Regions from separate parts of the Homo sapiens genome. Here region 2 is linked to region 1. Evidence: chromatin loops called from intact Hi-C (ENCODE). Cell type or tissue: mammary epithelial cell. All regions are shown on one strand. Each heading gives the region's core, and the rest is flanking DNA. Links, peaks and the distances in the headings are about the cores only. Region 1 overlaps GALNT2 (polypeptide N-acetylgalactosaminyltransferase 2). Region 2 overlaps LOC105373161 (a long non-coding RNA gene).

What was found. Hi-C counts contacts between places; a loop is a spot of excess contacts. Peaks named below come from ENCODE experiments on the same cell type or tissue, not always from the same donor. Only the 100,000 strongest peaks of a DNase experiment are listed, where the experiment ranks them.
Region 2: a loop joins it to region 1, with 12 times the contacts of the local background. A loop is called at or near these places in 1 of 110 quality-filtered maps.

What each region holds. Positions count from the first base shown.
Region 1 is chr1:230,086,165-230,089,079 of GRCh38, reverse strand. All of the region lies in intron 1 of GALNT2 (polypeptide N-acetylgalactosaminyltransferase 2), which reads right to left. Among named protein-coding and RNA genes, the nearest start is that of GALNT2, 20 kb to the right of the region's middle. In mammary epithelial cell, for the core only: a CTCF peak has its summit at 1,814; a DNase peak (open chromatin) is centred at 1,859; H3K27ac peaks cover 2,054 bases.
Region 2 is chr1:229,780,326-229,783,240 of GRCh38, reverse strand. LOC105373161 (a long non-coding RNA gene) reads left to right here. Exons shown (of 4, transcript XR_949247.1): 2 at 2,442-2,692. Among named protein-coding and RNA genes, the nearest start is that of LINC01682, 100 kb to the left of the region's middle. In mammary epithelial cell, for the core only: a CTCF peak has its summit at 1,499 (motif pointing left); no DNase peak of the experiment used is centred there.

The sequences.
Region 1 (2,915 bases), core at 297-2,796:
AAGTTGATACATGCCACTACCTGAATGAACCTCAAAAACTATGGCAAGTGGAAGAACTCAGACACTAAAGGACACACAGTGCTTGAGTCAATTTATACGAAATATCTAGAATGGATAAATCCACAGACGCAGAAAGTACACTAGTGGTTGCCAGGGACTGGGGAGATGAGGAAATGGGGAACAACTGCTTAATGGGCATAGGGTTTCCATTTGGATGAAAATGTTTTAAAACTAGACAGAAGTGGCCGGGCGCGGTGGCTCACACCTGTAATCCCAGCACTTTGGAAGGCTGAGGCAGGTGGATCATGAGGTCAGGAGATCAAGACCAGCCTGGCCAACACAATGAAACCCCGTCTGTACTAAAACTATGAAAAATTAGCCAGGCATGGTGGCAGGCCCCTATAGTCCCAGCCACTTGGGAGGCTGAGGCAGGAGAATGGGGTGAACCTGGGTAGCGGAGCTTGCACTGAGCCGAGATAGCGCCACTGCACTCCAGCCTGGGTGACAGAGCAAGACTCTGTCTCAAAGAAAAAAAAAAAAAAACTAGACAGAAGTGGTAGCTGTACAACTGTAGTAAATGTCACTGAACTGTATACTTTACAATGGCTAATTTTATGTTACATGAATTTCACCTCAATAAAAATGAATTAAAAAAAAAACCCTGTCACACAGAACAACAGAGATGAATCTTGAAGACATCATGCTAGTGAAAACAAGCCAATCAGAAAAGGACAAATATTACAAGATTCCACTTACATGAAGCACCTAGAGGTGTCAAGTGCACAGAGGCAGAAAGCAGAATGGTGGGTGCCAGGGGCTGGTGAGAATGGGAGTTACTGTTTAATGGATACAGAGTTCCAGATCTGCAAGATGACAAAGTTTCACAACAGGACTACACTTAACACTACAAAACTGTACACTTAAAAATGGTTAAGACAGTAAACTTTATGTTACATGGTTTTTACCCCAAAAATTGTTAAATAAAGCAAAAACATTGGGGGCGGGGGGAGATGCAAATATGGAAAAATAGAATCCAGGATTGCTCAACTACTGAATACCCCAGTCCACCCCCATATTCATTTAGCCAAGAGCCTGTAAGAAAACTTGTATTTTTCTTCTGTTCTAAACTGTCACTTAATATCTGCTGTTCATCGTTTTTATTATTCTCAGAGCTTCCAGAGTAAGTACTCATAGCTAAAAGCATCGTCCAGTAATCCAGTAGGCATTTCATTATATGCCCATCAATATTTAACTCTGAATATTAAAGCAAACACCCAAGTATTCCAAAAGAGAAGACCAAGCTCAAGCTCAGAGCCCTCAAAAAGTCCAAACAGATATTCAAGGGCTCCATGACCATCAGCAGTTACTCCCAAAAGATGGAGACTCTCAGCGACGCCTTCCTAACCAGCTGTCCCCAGACCTGACTGCGTGAGAGTCATTCACACATGGGGAGCTTTTTCTAAAACACACTTGGGCCCCACAGCCAGACATTCTGACTGAATCAGTCTAGGGTGGGTGATAGGCATCTACAGCTCAAAGTTTTCCCCAGGTGTTCCTAACGTACAGCCAGATTGAAAACCGCTGGTTAACAGTGCGGGCTGGCAGTTATGGGGGAGTAAAGGCAAGAAAGACAGATGGCAAGGAAAACCAATTAAGATGGGGGAAGTGGAGGACAGCAGAAGGATCTTAGGCTCCTGCAGTCCTTGAAATTTAATTTTACTGCAGTAATTCGAGTGCAATCAACAGGCATATTCCTTCACCCTGCACATATTTCATTTGTGAAATTCGGTAATTAGTACCGGTCATCAGATGAGGGAGCTCTTAAAATACAGAAACTAAGCATGCCCCAGCAGGCCAGGCCCCTTCCCTATGGGGAGAGTGTGCACTGGTTTGGAAAGGGCGGTGCCAGATGCTGGCTTAGAGCCCGCTGCATAAAGAAGGGGTAGAAGACAGCTCCCAGCCAGGACCTTCCCAGGTGAAATACCTCCCTCCCTGGGATGGAAGAAGACCCCTCCCACACACACTCTACTGAGCTCTTTCTCCCTACGTGCCTGGTGTGGGTTAAGTGCTCACCAGGCAACATCTTGTTGAACCCTTGTGACAGCTTCATGCAGTAAACCCTGTGATAAACTCCATCTCGTAGAGGAGTAACAGAGACATAGAAAGGTACTTGTCTAAGGGCACACAGGTAAGTGGCAGGGCTGACACCTGAGCCACTCCATGACTCCAAAGCTCAGCACTGCCCACACCAACTTTCTAGAGCACTCTTAGTGGTCCCCAATAGCACAAACAGCATGACGGACGCACCACTGAGTACAAAGGGCTGTGCCCCGAACACATGAATAACAAGTTATTAATTGCTCTAAGAGATCCAACCCAGGAGATTCAGGCTGCAGCAAAATCCTCATTTCTGCAAAAGTTATGTCCTGAGCAGGGGTGAGCCAAGGAGGAACAAAGAATGAAAAGGAAAATAAATTCCCTTAACACACGGGGGAAAAAAAAACTGCTCACTTTACAGCTGTTTTCCTCCTTTGCCAGTAAGAACATCCCCCTAAAAACTGTAAAATGGAGAAAGCATCAATCTCCAAAGAGTGAGCAATGCAGACAGTTCTCGCACAAGGGCCATCTCTTATCTTGCCCTCCCTCTATTCCCTTGACTTAGGCATTTTTCCTCACTCCAACTCCCTCCTTGCCCTACCTCACCAGATAAAGGGCCGGCAGAATGACCAGGAGGTGCTCTGCTGGGTCGTCAGGCTGAACTAACCACCTCTCAGCCCAGAGCTGAGCAACGTGCTGTATCCCTAGTCACCATCACCCACCCTTTCTAAACCCTTGCTGAAATGCCTCCAGATTCCAGCCCTCCAGGAGCTCGTATTATTCTCTACCTACAAACTCGCCAAATAATTGAGAGCAAA
Region 2 (2,915 bases), core at 279-2,778, 310 kb after region 1:
TAGCTAGGACAACGGGCACGCATAACTGCACCTGGCTAATTTTTTTTCACCTTTTTTGAGGGGTCTCTCCACGTTGCTCAGGTTAGTCTTGAACACTGGATCATACTTGAATTTTCTATGCCAGCTTTGACTTGGTTTGGATTACCTGCTCCTCTCTGAGGAGGAGGACCTGCCCACGCTGGCCCAGTCAGTTTTCCCAGCCTTCATTCCATGGTTGGTGTAGAAGGGTCCTTGCTGCCTTCTTCCAAAGGCAAGCTCCCAGCTCATCTTTCAGCCAGGGACCAAGTTGAATGTCATAGGGTCTCCCTATGCTGCCCAGATTGCTCTTGAACTCCTGGCCTCAAGCAATCCTCCTGCCTTAGCCTCTTGAGTCTCTGGGATTACAGGCATGAGCCACTGCACCTAGCTGTGATGGCTAATTTCATATGCCGACTTGGCTAGGCTGTGGTGCCCAGTTGTTTGGACAAACATTATTCTAGATCTTGCTGTGAAGGTATCTTTTAGATGAGATAACATTTAAATCAGTGGATTTTGAGTAAAGCAGATTATCCTCCATAATGTGGGTGGGCCTCACCCAGTCAGTTGAAGGCCTTAAGAAAACCACAGACCTCTCCCAAGGGGAGGGAATTCTGCCAGCTGATGACCTTCAGACTCAAGCAAAAACTCTTCTTTTGGTCTCTAGCCTCTGGCTAGCTCTGGAAATTTGGAACTTGCCAGCCCCCATTATCTCATGATCCAATTCCTTAAAACCAATCTCACCCACCCACCCTGGCATGCACACTACCTATTGTTGTTGCTGTTTCTTTAGGGAACCCCGACTGATTTACTCTCCAGGTTCCTTCTTTCTTGGATGCCCTCTTCCCGCCACTCCTGTTTGTCAAACTCTGATCCATGCCATAAGGGACAGCCCAGTCATCTCTCTGTGGGGCACCTCCTCATTGCTTGCAATCTGGAGTGGGATCTGCCCCCTTCCCGTCTCTGAGCAGCGCTCATACCCTGCCTGTGTGGAGTTACTGGCTCCTGACTTAGCACACATCCTTACAGCATAAGCCTCTCAGGGCAGATTCTTGACCTAGAGTCAGGCACCCAATAAATATCTAAAGACACTCAGGGAATCCTCACAGCAAGAGTCACTCCGAAATGTACCTTCCCAGAACACCCACCAACTAGATCAGCTGCCAAGTCTCCATTTTGTAAAAGAAATTCAGAGCAAGACAGGCTTATGTGCATAGAGGGATTTAGTCATAAGAACAAATAAAGGGTCCAGAAGTTTCTGATGGCTTTTTCTTTAGCACTGAGTCACTAAATATGGGGGGCAAACTAGGATTTCTTTTTTCATGAATGAGTAAAAACCCATGTGGCAAGACAAAGAAAAGCCTGGACAACAGGCAGCTAAACATTCTCATGGGCAGCCAAGTCAAGGTCCCGGTGGAGTAATTCAACTTTCTCTGTGTGCAGCCACCTGTTGCTGTGACCGCCCAGGTAGGACATCAGGAGCCACCTGGTGGCTTGTCCGGCCATGCAAACCACATGCCAGTGTGCCTGCTGGAGGAAGGGGAGCCAAGGCAACACTCAGCACACAGAAATCCCGCCTGGCAGCAAGGCTGAGGCCCCAGGGGCTGCCAGATGGAGCCTGCCGGATTCCACGCAGCTGCAAGCTCGGTTTAAGAGCTCCTCTTGAAGCAATGATTCTGGCACCTTGCAGAGTGCATGGCCTGCCACCAAAGACATCAAATTAATAATTCATACTTAGCATTTAGGTACCACTGTCATGCTGGCCAAGTCATTAGTACATGCATTTTCTATTTCTGCCAGGGATTGCTTCCCAGAGACATTATTGCCGTGTTGCTGATAATAAAGCCAGCGCTGATGAGAACTGGCAAGGTGGAATTCACCTCAAGTTAGGGGAAGAGCAGGGCTCCAGAGTTTAGCCTCCAAAGATACACAAACATGGTGACCATCGATGAGCAGGGGAGGACAGGAAGGCCTGGCAGTCCCAGTCCCAGAGCCCACAATCCAGCATCTGTGGACTATTCATGTAGCCTAGCAAGGCCTCGGCTTCTCATCTGAAGATGAAGGGAGCGGGCCATGTAATCTCCAGTTTCCTTTCAGGTTGAACATCCTGCATCACGGGCTCATGGACGGTTCAGGCAGAGTCTTAAGGGGCTGTTTTCCATTCCTACCTCCTCTCTTGATGACAAACCTCTACAGTGGGACCGTCACTTCCTTCATGGAACATGTGTACCATATCTAGGCAAGCAGGGCCCTGGAGAAGGAGCATGTAGAATTCTCTTACAGACAGGTGCTTCTGCATCCTTTAATGTGCTATAAACTTACAAATCTTGGTAATAAACAAAAGTGAAACAAAAGCCTTTGGATGCTGGTCTAGTGGGTGGAATTCTAGTTTTTAAAATTCATTTCCTTATTTTCATTTATTTTAGAGCTGAGATCTAACTGTGCTACCCAGCCTGGAGTCCAGTGGCTTTTCACAGGTGCAAGCATGGCACACTACAGCCTCCTGGACTCAAGAGATCCTCCGAACTCAGCCTCCTGAGTAGCTTGGACTCCAGGCATACACCACTGCTCCCAGAAGATTCTGTTAATCCTTCATCCGGGTCACCGCTATCTGACCCAGCCCCCTGCTGCTGCCGTGCACAGACAGCACATTCACTGCTGGAGGCTACTGTAAGAGGTTTGTCTGAATGGCGTTAAGTTCTTTGCAGAGGGATCATCTGCACTCCCTGCCTGCCACCCAGTGCTCTGCACTCGCAGCCTGGAGGCTCCCACCACTCCCCAGTTTTTGGATAGAAACATTGAATGGCCCCTCTCCAGAAGGAAAAGCTTAAGCAATGTGTGCGAATACTCCCAGGAGCTCCAGCCTGTTGGGAGAAGTCTGAAGTCCACGACTGCCTTAG